2 separate regions of the Homo sapiens genome follow, and region 1 is linked to region 2. Evidence: chromatin contacts called from ENCODE Hi-C data. All regions are on one chromosome and are shown on one strand. The core of a region is the stretch at or near the end of the contact, and the rest is flanking DNA. Distances in the headings are between cores, read along the strand shown.

Region 1 (4,554 bases), core at 589-3,088, 410 kb before region 2:
TGTCTGAGACATATAATGTCAGCTCTTGGGATGGGTGGAAAGTGTGTTTCTCAGAGTGCCAGAGAGATTTCCTTCCCTATTCTCACAATACCATTTTGTGGAAACACTTGATTGTTTGGGTTAGCAAATAGCGGGAGAAGGTAGAGACAGACAGAATTTCTGCGACCTGGATCCCTACGATGGCCTAGTGGAATCTGATTGTGCTGACCTGTGTCCCTAACTCTTAGGACAAATGTCTAGGGCAGTGTATAACATGTTGATGTTTTTTAGGTTTATTTCTGTGTATACTTCTAGTAACATTTTCCTTATGCAAATGAAATAATTCTTGCAAATGGAAGTATAATCTTTGATTGCAAATGAAAAATCAGTGTTCAGAAGAAATTTTTTTTTAGATATATGTACTTCAATTTTTAACTTTCAATAGCCAAACGCTCTATGTATTAAGTATATTGCTGTATGTTTCTTATGAAAAGGAAAAGTCACGGTGAGGGCTGAGGTCAGGAAGAACGTTGTTGACCTCTTTGAACTGCTTGCTGGTTCCCTCTGCACCTTCTTTTCCTTGGCGACCTGACTTTGTGTGTGAGCAGCCAGGCAGTTTTACCCACTGTGCCAAGGGAGGGTAATCTGAGCTGCAACGTTAGCCTGGATCGCTTATCAGGGAGGAGGCATTTTTAGGAAATACGTGTCTTTTAAGAAGTGTAATTTGTTTTTGTTTGGTTTCACTAAATGGGTTCTTACTAAGGAAAGAGCAGGAGATTCCCAAACTTCCAGGCTTGTTCTTTTCTAGCAACTGATTTTACTTGGAAAGAATTGAAGGAAGGGGCTCGGATACTGATCTTTGGTGTGTTTGTAAAAATTAATGGTGTTTGGCTAGCTAATTAGGAGGAAAGGGTAACATTCTCTAAGCAGAGCAACTAAGATGACTGGAATTTTCATTCTTGGCTCGCTCTTTTAATTCCTTTGGCCCTTAGCCTGTCTGGGAAATCTTTTTGCCTTTTTTCCCTGCATCAAAGAAGAAACTCTGTACTTACATGAAAGTTAGTGAGTTTATTAAGGATAATATTATATTAAAAATGAGTAACTTTTCAGCCTATTGAAATTTTAGATGTACTTTCTGCTTTGATTTGGGGGTTTTACTTTTCTTCCTTTTATTTTTCTTTCCTTCTCTCCTTCTTCCTTTGAGAGTGCTTAGAAGTTGACATTGGAGTCACTCTTGCCTTCATGGCATAATAGGGAGATGGAATGGGACAAGGGAGAGAAGAAGGGAGACAGAGAGGGATAATCAGAAGTTGATTTTTTAAAAAAATAACAATCCCTCGTCTAGATATATTATAAGAATATATGTAGGGTCAATTTCTTTACTTCTTGTTACAGCAACTGCATAATTGTCTTCTAAAGGCTTTCTCTTAGTTTTCTGAATCTGTAGTTTATATACCATAATCTGCTATTGACTTCCGTGCAGCCTGCTTGAAACCAAGCCAAACCAACCCTTCTGAGTGTATGTATCATCCCAAGGTAAACAAACGGCATTTTGCATTCCTCTGTGGAGTTTGCCTGCTCCGGTTACAGGCTGAAGAATAGCACAGCATTGGTAGCACATGGATATTGGACACATCCAGCTCTGATGTGGGAATCTGTTGGTAACCTCAGTCACAATGGCATCACATGCCCAGAGTTCCCAAATCTTTCTCAAGTGCGGCTTTCAACTTAAGATGTCAGGATCACTGGCTTCTTTCAGCGCTGCTTGTTGACAGCCTCTTTTTAAATGGCTGTGTTTGGCTGGTGACCCAGGAGTGCCATGGCTGAAAAAGCTCTACACTCCATGTCCATAGACCTGTGCTCTGCTCTCAATTTGATTAGCTGCCTGATCTGCAGCAGGTCACTTAACCTCTGTGAACTTTAGTTTTCTCATCTGTAAAATGAGATGTTCAGTCTGAGGTCCCCAATGGATGATTTCATGACCTAAATGAAGTTAATTAAAAAACCAGCTCCAGCCTTGCGATTAATAAACAGGAAGAGAAGGCATTCAATTCCAGGCTAAACAACATAGAAGGGCCACTTCAGACAGTGTTCTTTTGGGAAGGATGTTCTACAAAGTAAAATATTTGGGAGGACTGATTATTTTCATGGCTGTTTCTCTCTAGGTATTTCTGGGAGATGATTTTTCAAGTCCAGGTTGGTGTGTAGACCCTGTGAATTCAACACCTTCCCAGTACAGAATGCAGTTAACACAGACAGGGTTGGAGTCAGCTTCCCGTTTTTGTCTCACTTGGTTCCCTCTTCGTTGCCATTCAATCTGTTGTGTAAATTTTTTGAGTGAGGAGGCACGATGTTCTCTACAACTGTGATATTTAGCTCTTACTATTGTTTGCATTTAGAGAAAGATGTATGTGAATTCCTCACTGTTTTTATTATTCTGTAACCGAAAGGAGTGAAGTGTTCTTTAAGGCTGCCTCCTGATGGGAAACAATCCTACTGAATGAAATTGGCTGATTGAAATGGGGAGCAGCCCGTAACTCCCTGAAAGTTCTTTAGTGCTACTAAAAAAAGACCAACACAAATGAAAATGTTATGCTTTCTCTAAGTAAATACCAGTGGTAGGAAATGGTAGGTTAGAAGCCTTTTTATTCCCTTCACTGGGTAAGAAAAACACTGAGGGATAGCTTCCGGACTATCCCTGTTTTTGATTTTCCCTTTCTCTTCATCTTGCACTTGGTTTTGATTTCTCTGGGTTGTATAGTTTATTGTTGGATCTTACTACTGTGAACTTAAAAACTATGCTATTTGCCACCCCAGCTCCACTGTCTCTTAGGGACATAGCTCCCCTTAAATGCAAGGATTTTATGAGAAGTGGGATCTTTGCCATTCCATTTATCCTGGTTCCAGAGCAAAGACCTCCCTCCTGCTCTTCTGCTTCCTTGGTAAATAACCCATGTGCTCTAGGAAGAGGACAATACAGTAGCAATTGAATTCCTTCTTCCCAGGCATTTTCTCATACCAGGATAATGTCTCTTTAGCTGCTCCTCTCTTCCTTGTTAAATCATGAACCACGTATCAACATATTCTGCCCAGCTATGTTATAGAAATAACCGGGCAAGAATATGTATATTCTTTCCTTTTTTTAAGAGACAGGGTCTTGCTCTGTCTGTCAGGCTGGAGTATAGTAGTATGATCATAGCTACTGCAACTTTGAACTCCTGGGCTCAAGGGATCCTCCCATCTTGTCCTCCTGAGTAGCTAGGACTACATGTGTGAGCCACTGTGCCTGGCCATGAAGATGCGTGTTTCATTAATGGATGGAGCTCTAAGTCGGGGCAATCCATTGCCCTACGGTTTTATTTGTAATCAATAAGAAGTAATTATAGAAAATCATTGACAGTTTTGCTGAGCAGGTTCAACATTACTTGAAGAAACTCCAAATATTCCCGTGTCATAGATCATTTTGTACCAGAGTTGTTCTATATACCACTGAAAGTTTTCACTAGTAGCCTCAGACTGTCATCTAATTCTTCCATCCACTTAGCAGGCATGTCTCACAATATGGTGACAACGAAGAGGAAAACCAAACCAAGAAAGCCAGCATGGCTTCGGGGAGCTGGGTAAATAGGAGGTGACCTTGGATAAATACAGCTAATGTAACTGAGGGTAGCCCATAATAGGCTGTTGTCTTTTTTGTTCCTAAATTTCTTCTTATGCATTTATTATGTTGGCTTGAAAACCATCTTTTATCTCTATATTGTAATTTTCAGGTCTTATGAAGGAACTACTATGGCTTTTAATTATAGCATTCATGTACTTTTTTTTTTTTTTTTTTTTTTTTCGAGACGGAGTCTCGCTCTGTCACCCAGGCTGGAGTGCAGTGGCGTGATCTCGGCTCATTGCAGCCCCTGCCTCCCGGGTTCAAGTGATTCTCCTGCCTCAGCCTCACGAGTAGCTAGGATTACAGGTGCCCACCACCATGCCTGGCTAATTTTTGTATTTTCAGTAGAGATCAGGTTTCACCATGTTGGCCAGACTGGTCTTGAACTCCAGACCTCAAATGATCCAACCACCTTGGCCTCCCAACGTGCTGGGATTACAGGTGTGAGTCACCGAGCCCAGCCATTAATGTACTTTGTAATGAAAATCTTTTCCCTGTCACCCTGGAGACCCCCAGGCAGGATATGCTGAATATTTTCCACATGCTCCTCCGATTCCATTCTCCACCCTTTGCCCTGCTGTGCTCCTAGAGACTAACCCCGATGGCTACAGCAACGGCTCCCTTGACTTCTGCTTCAAGTTGGGCCCAGTTGGTGCGGGGGGCACTTAGCAGGATATCTGAGGGTGGGAGGAGAGTGTGGTTGGGGTATTTATTCCCTGGACTCCTTCTCTACCAGGTCACTGTTGGTTGTCTGTCTATGAAAGGCCACAGGTCCTGACAAGCCCCCCTCCCTCTCCACTCAGCTACTCACTTCAGGTTCTAGCATCGACTCCACCCCTTGCCTCTTTAGGCCTAGGGGTAAGCAACAGCTCCCCACTGTTGCTGGCTCAGGGTAGTGCATGCCCCTTGTGGGT
Region 2 (4,483 bases), core at 117-2,616:
TCTGCGTCCCCTCCTGCATCTGCATCTCCTTCTGCAGCGCCGTCCCCTCCTGCAGCCCCGCTCTCTCCTGCAGCCCCGCTCCCTCCTGCAGCCCAGTCCCCTCCTGCATCCGCGACCCCTCCTGCAGCTCCGTCCCCTCCTGCGTCCGCATCCCCTCCTGCATCCGCGTGCCCTCCCACATCCACGTCTCCTCCCGCAGCCCCGCCCCCTCCTTTATCTGCATGCCCTCCCGCAGCCCCGCCCCCTCCTTCATCTGCGTCCCCTCCTGCAGCCCAGTCCCCTCCTGCAGCCCAGTCCCCTCCTGCATCTGCGTCCCCTCCTGCAGCCCGGTCCCCTCCTGCATCTGCGTCCCCTCCTGGAGCCCAGTCCCCTCTTGCATCCGCATCCGCTTCCCCTCCCGCAGCCCCGCCCCCTCCTGCATCTGTGTGCCCTCCCGAAGCCCCGCCCCCTCCTGCATCTGCGTCCCCTCCTGCAGCCCTGTCCCCTCCTGCATCTGCACTTCCTCCTGCAGGTTACCTGAACGTGCTGGTGAACAGCCAGTGGAAGTCTCGCTGGTGCTCTGTCAGGGACAATCACCTGCACTTCTACCAGGACCGGAACCGGAGCAAGGTGGCCCAGCAACCCCTCAGCCTGGTGGGCTGCGAGGTGGTCCCAGACCCCAGCCCCGACCACCTCTACTCCTTCCGCATCCTCCACAAGGGCGAGGAGCTGGCCAAGCTTGAGGTACCGCCGGCCTGCAGGGGGAGCAGGGCCAGCCAGGGTGTGGCGGTGGTGGCTGTTTGCTGCCAGTCTCCAGGACTGTAATGCTACTAAGGGAGAATCAATGTCCCCGCGTGTTATTTTTACTTCGTTTGCCTGAGATTGTTTGCATTTTTAAAAATTTCCATTCCTTTTCTGACCTCAGAGTAGTTGCGTTATAAGAGTGGAACCATGCGCTACTTCCTGCACTTAGGGCAGAAGGAGTATTTTTAGTTCTCTGAGCTACTGGAAAAGCTGCTGGGGATTCAAAGTGGGTGTTGTTTTGTTTGGGTATCACCAGCTGGGAGAGCCTCTAGGCCCAGTACGTAAAAACCACACTGTTAGAGCTTATCTGGGGGAAAAAATTCGCTTTGTGATACAATTACATTCCTCTCGCTCCCCATCCTCCCTTTGATGTGATGTTACGTTTACAAAAATAAGAAGTGACATAACGCTTTGCAAGCTGCGGCAGGCGGAGACCGAGTCCCTTCCACGCATGGAAGCACACACTTGCCCGTGAATGTCCGTTCACTTAGTCTTTGATGTGGAGGTCCTCATCCAAACTTTGCTCCAATCCTGCCCTCTGGTGGCTGAAAGACCCACATCGCAATTGCTTCCCAGGGTCCAGCTTGTAGCTTATATTCATCCATTCAGAGGTTCCCCATCAACAGACATCTTCTCAGCACAGGAATATGGTGGACAAGAGCAATATGGACTCCGTCCTTGTGGCACTTACATCCTAGTTTGGGAGTGTGATGTTATTCAGCAAATTACCCAGCCAATCGCTGGGCTACAATGGCTGGAAAGAAGTGGGGAGGGTGCTATAGACTTGTACTGGGGTCTGGGTGACAGGCTGGAGCGGGAGGGACAGGGCTTGATCCTAGGAGCAACGGAGCCCTGATGGCTTTCAGGGGAGGGCGGCAAGCTCAGATCGGGGTTTTGAGATGCTTCCTCCAGCTACTGGGGTGGGAGTGGATCGGAGGGGGCAAGAAGGGACCTGCTAGGAAGCTGTCGCAGCTGTCCAGGGCAGAGACGCAGCCTGGACTAGGGGAGGCCCATGAAAAGCTGTATTTAGAATCCAGTTGAAACTAAGTGGGGGCCGGGCATGATGGCCCACGCCTGTAACCCCAGCACTTTGGGAGGCTGAGGCAGGTGGATCACCCGAGGTCAGGAGTTTGAAACCAGCCTGGCCAACATGGTGAAACCCTGTCTCTACTAAAATACAAAAATTAGCTGGGTGTGGTGGTGGGCGCCTGTAGTCCCAGCTACTTGGGAGGCTGACACAGGAGAATTGCTTGAAGCCGGGAGGCAGAGGCTACAGTGAGCCAAGATCCCACCGCTGCACTCCAGCCTGGGCGACAGAACAAGATTCTGTCTTTAAAATAAAAAAAAACTGGGAAAAGGAAACCAACTAAATGTCAAATTCTGCTCATCACGGCCTCTTTGATGAAGAGAATGTAGCAGCAAACGTGATGGAGCTATGGGTTATACCAAAGGGGGCTGATTTTCCTCATCAAAATAAACCTATAGCTTTGATTAAATGGGCAGTTTTTTCTCATTATAAAGGTAAGAAACAGTGTGGACATTTTAATTGAGGTACCCAATGGATGCATTTGATTAGAATGCATTGTCCCCTGGAAAAAAAAATACCAAATTCACTGGGATTTTGATGATGATTTAGCAGCTGAGCTAGTGTAAGGTATTTAAAAGATGTCCCGACTTTACTGAAGCCATGAACAAAATAAATTTGAATGTTGTTATTTCTTGGGGATCCAGGAAGTCTTGTTGTATATGGGATTGGGGGAATGACATGCATTGTTCATAAAATACAAGTGTCAACTTAAAAGACATACAATTTTTTAATCATTTTAAAAACTATTAATTAACAGGTGGTCACTAACAGTTTTTAATAGTGACCACCTGGTGATAAGTTTTCACCTCCTAGAAACACAATGTATATACATCTCATATGGCCCTTGGGACAAAAGTCCACAGCATTATTGAGGTGGCATCAAGATGTCACTGACGACAGGAAATATTATCTGGGGCCACTGGGGGGTGGGATAGGCTGGTGAACAGGAGAAGCACAGCCCCGGGCTGTTACAGAGGCTTTCGTGGGCAGGCTCAGGGGTAGGGGTACGGTCATGGCCTGGTGGGGAGGGGCTGGCACCAGGCAGCACTGCCTGGCCCTGCTTATGTCTCTCTTGGCCTCGTTCCAGGCCAAGTCTTCCGAGGAAATGGGCCACTGGCTGGGTCTCCTGCTCTCTGAGTCAGGCTCCAAGACAGACCCAGAAGAGTTCACCTACGACTATGTGGATGCCGATAGGGTCTCCTGTATTGTGAGTGCGGCCAAAAACTCTCTCTTGTGAGTAATTTGGACCCTTCCTCCGTACACTCTCTTATTCCTGGCCATGCTGTAGGCCCTGGGTCAGCCAGAGTCAGGGGCAGCAGGGAGCACAGGGTCCCACCCCACTCTGCCCAGCAGCAGGAAAATGTGAAGCCAAGGAGTAGCCCTCAGGGAGGCCCGGCCAAGAGCCAGGAGCTGAGCTAAGAGCAAGGAGCCGAGCCAGGCTTCGGGCCCCGGGGGCAGCTTTGGCATCCTCAGAGGCAGTTAGACTCTCCAGCTCCTCCAGGCAGAGCTGTCACCTTTCCTGACCTCCTACTTGTCCTTCTGGTGAATCCCTCACTGGGTCTCCAGCACACCCTGGAGAAAAGCAGGTCAGGGGGTGGTGCTTCTGTTTCCAGATGAGCAAACTAGGGCTGAGGGAGAGGGCGTTCTCTGGTCAGGGTGGTAGAGCCAGTCTCGTGGAAGCCGGCTGAGCCACTGAAACAGAATCAGTTTTCTCATGGACCAAACGGGGATAGTGTCTGGCCTGCGCCACCCCAAGTGTATTGTGAAGATGAAATGAGAAGGGGTTTTTTGTTGTGGTTGCTGGAAGGAGATCCTAGAAGGGAGGAATGGGGGAGAAGATGGCAAAGGGATCCTAGGACGAGGCGTATGGGCAAGGGAAGCTTGTCTTTCTGGGAGGAAAATCTCGAACCAAGAATTTCAGGAAGAAGGCACTGGGAAAAGAGGGAGGAGGTGCCCTCAGATCCATGGAGGTGAGTGTCAGCCCCCAGATCTCTTGTGTGGCCACCACTTTCACGGCAACCACTCCTCACTGGGAATCCTTGGAGTCTGGTGCTTTCACCACCCTGCCCCGGCTGCTTCATGTGTGCCACCTCGCCCTGTTTCCAGACTGATGCAGAGAAAGTTCTCAGAGCCCAACACTTACATCGATGGCCTGCCTAGCCAGGACCGCCAGGAGGAGCTGTATGACGACGTGGACCTGTCAGAGCTCACAGCTGCGGTAAGGACCCGGCCAGGCAGTGGCCTGGGCCTCTCCAGGCCCTCCTCCTACCAACCTCAACACCTGGATGCCAGAGATCATTAGAGTATCCCTGAGATGAGATGAGTGGGTTCTGAGTCACCTACCAGGCCAGTAGTGCAGACACCTAAGTGCAACAAGGCTGTCTCCTATATGTGAGGCTGTGCAGTTTGCTTGGCTTGGGGACTTATCTAGATGAAACACCGGTGAACCCCTCTCGTCAGGGCTAGGGGTGTGGTGGTGGGATTGGGAGTGGAGGTACCAGTAGGCTTCCAGGTCCAAATCGGTTGTTGAGTGGGATGATCACACCGATGGCAACTTCCACGTTTTGGGCACTGAACCCTGTGCTGAGCTGAGGACCTCCTGCAGATGATCTC

What was found. A loop is a pair of places that touch in the nucleus more often than their neighbours do. Pooled maps may share reads with other maps.
Region 1: a pooled map of adrenal gland shows a loop between it and region 2 (2.6-fold over the local background). The contact joins two enhancer-like sites. A Hi-C loop is called at or near these places in 17 of 168 maps with a recorded cell type or tissue (A673, B cell, CD4-positive, alpha-beta T cell and 14 more), 34 of 37 single-sample maps with no recorded cell type and 23 of 50 pooled maps.

What each region holds. Positions count from the first base shown.
Region 1 is chr10:114,711,620-114,716,173 of GRCh38, reverse strand. It overlaps a transcript of ABLIM1 not described here. Among named protein-coding and RNA genes, the nearest start is that of ABLIM1, 56 kb to the right of the region's middle. RefSeq lists an enhancer at 3,911-4,410. Within about 2 kb of position 1,838, at least 11 of the 41 ENCODE cell types and tissues checked have a DNase peak (open chromatin) inside an H3K27ac peak, as active enhancers do; they include thyroid gland, where a contact is called at or near this core.
Region 2 is chr10:114,300,959-114,305,441 of GRCh38, reverse strand. It overlaps AFAP1L2 (actin filament associated protein 1 like 2), which reads left to right. Exons shown (of 19, transcript NM_001001936.3): 11 at 512-723; 12 at 2,958-3,103; 13 at 3,977-4,088. Among named protein-coding and RNA genes, the nearest start is that of VWA2, 64 kb to the right of the region's middle. RefSeq lists a silencer at 424-473. Within about 2 kb of position 1,366, at least 18 of the 41 ENCODE cell types and tissues checked have a DNase peak (open chromatin) inside an H3K27ac peak, as active enhancers do; they include thyroid gland, where a contact is called at or near this core.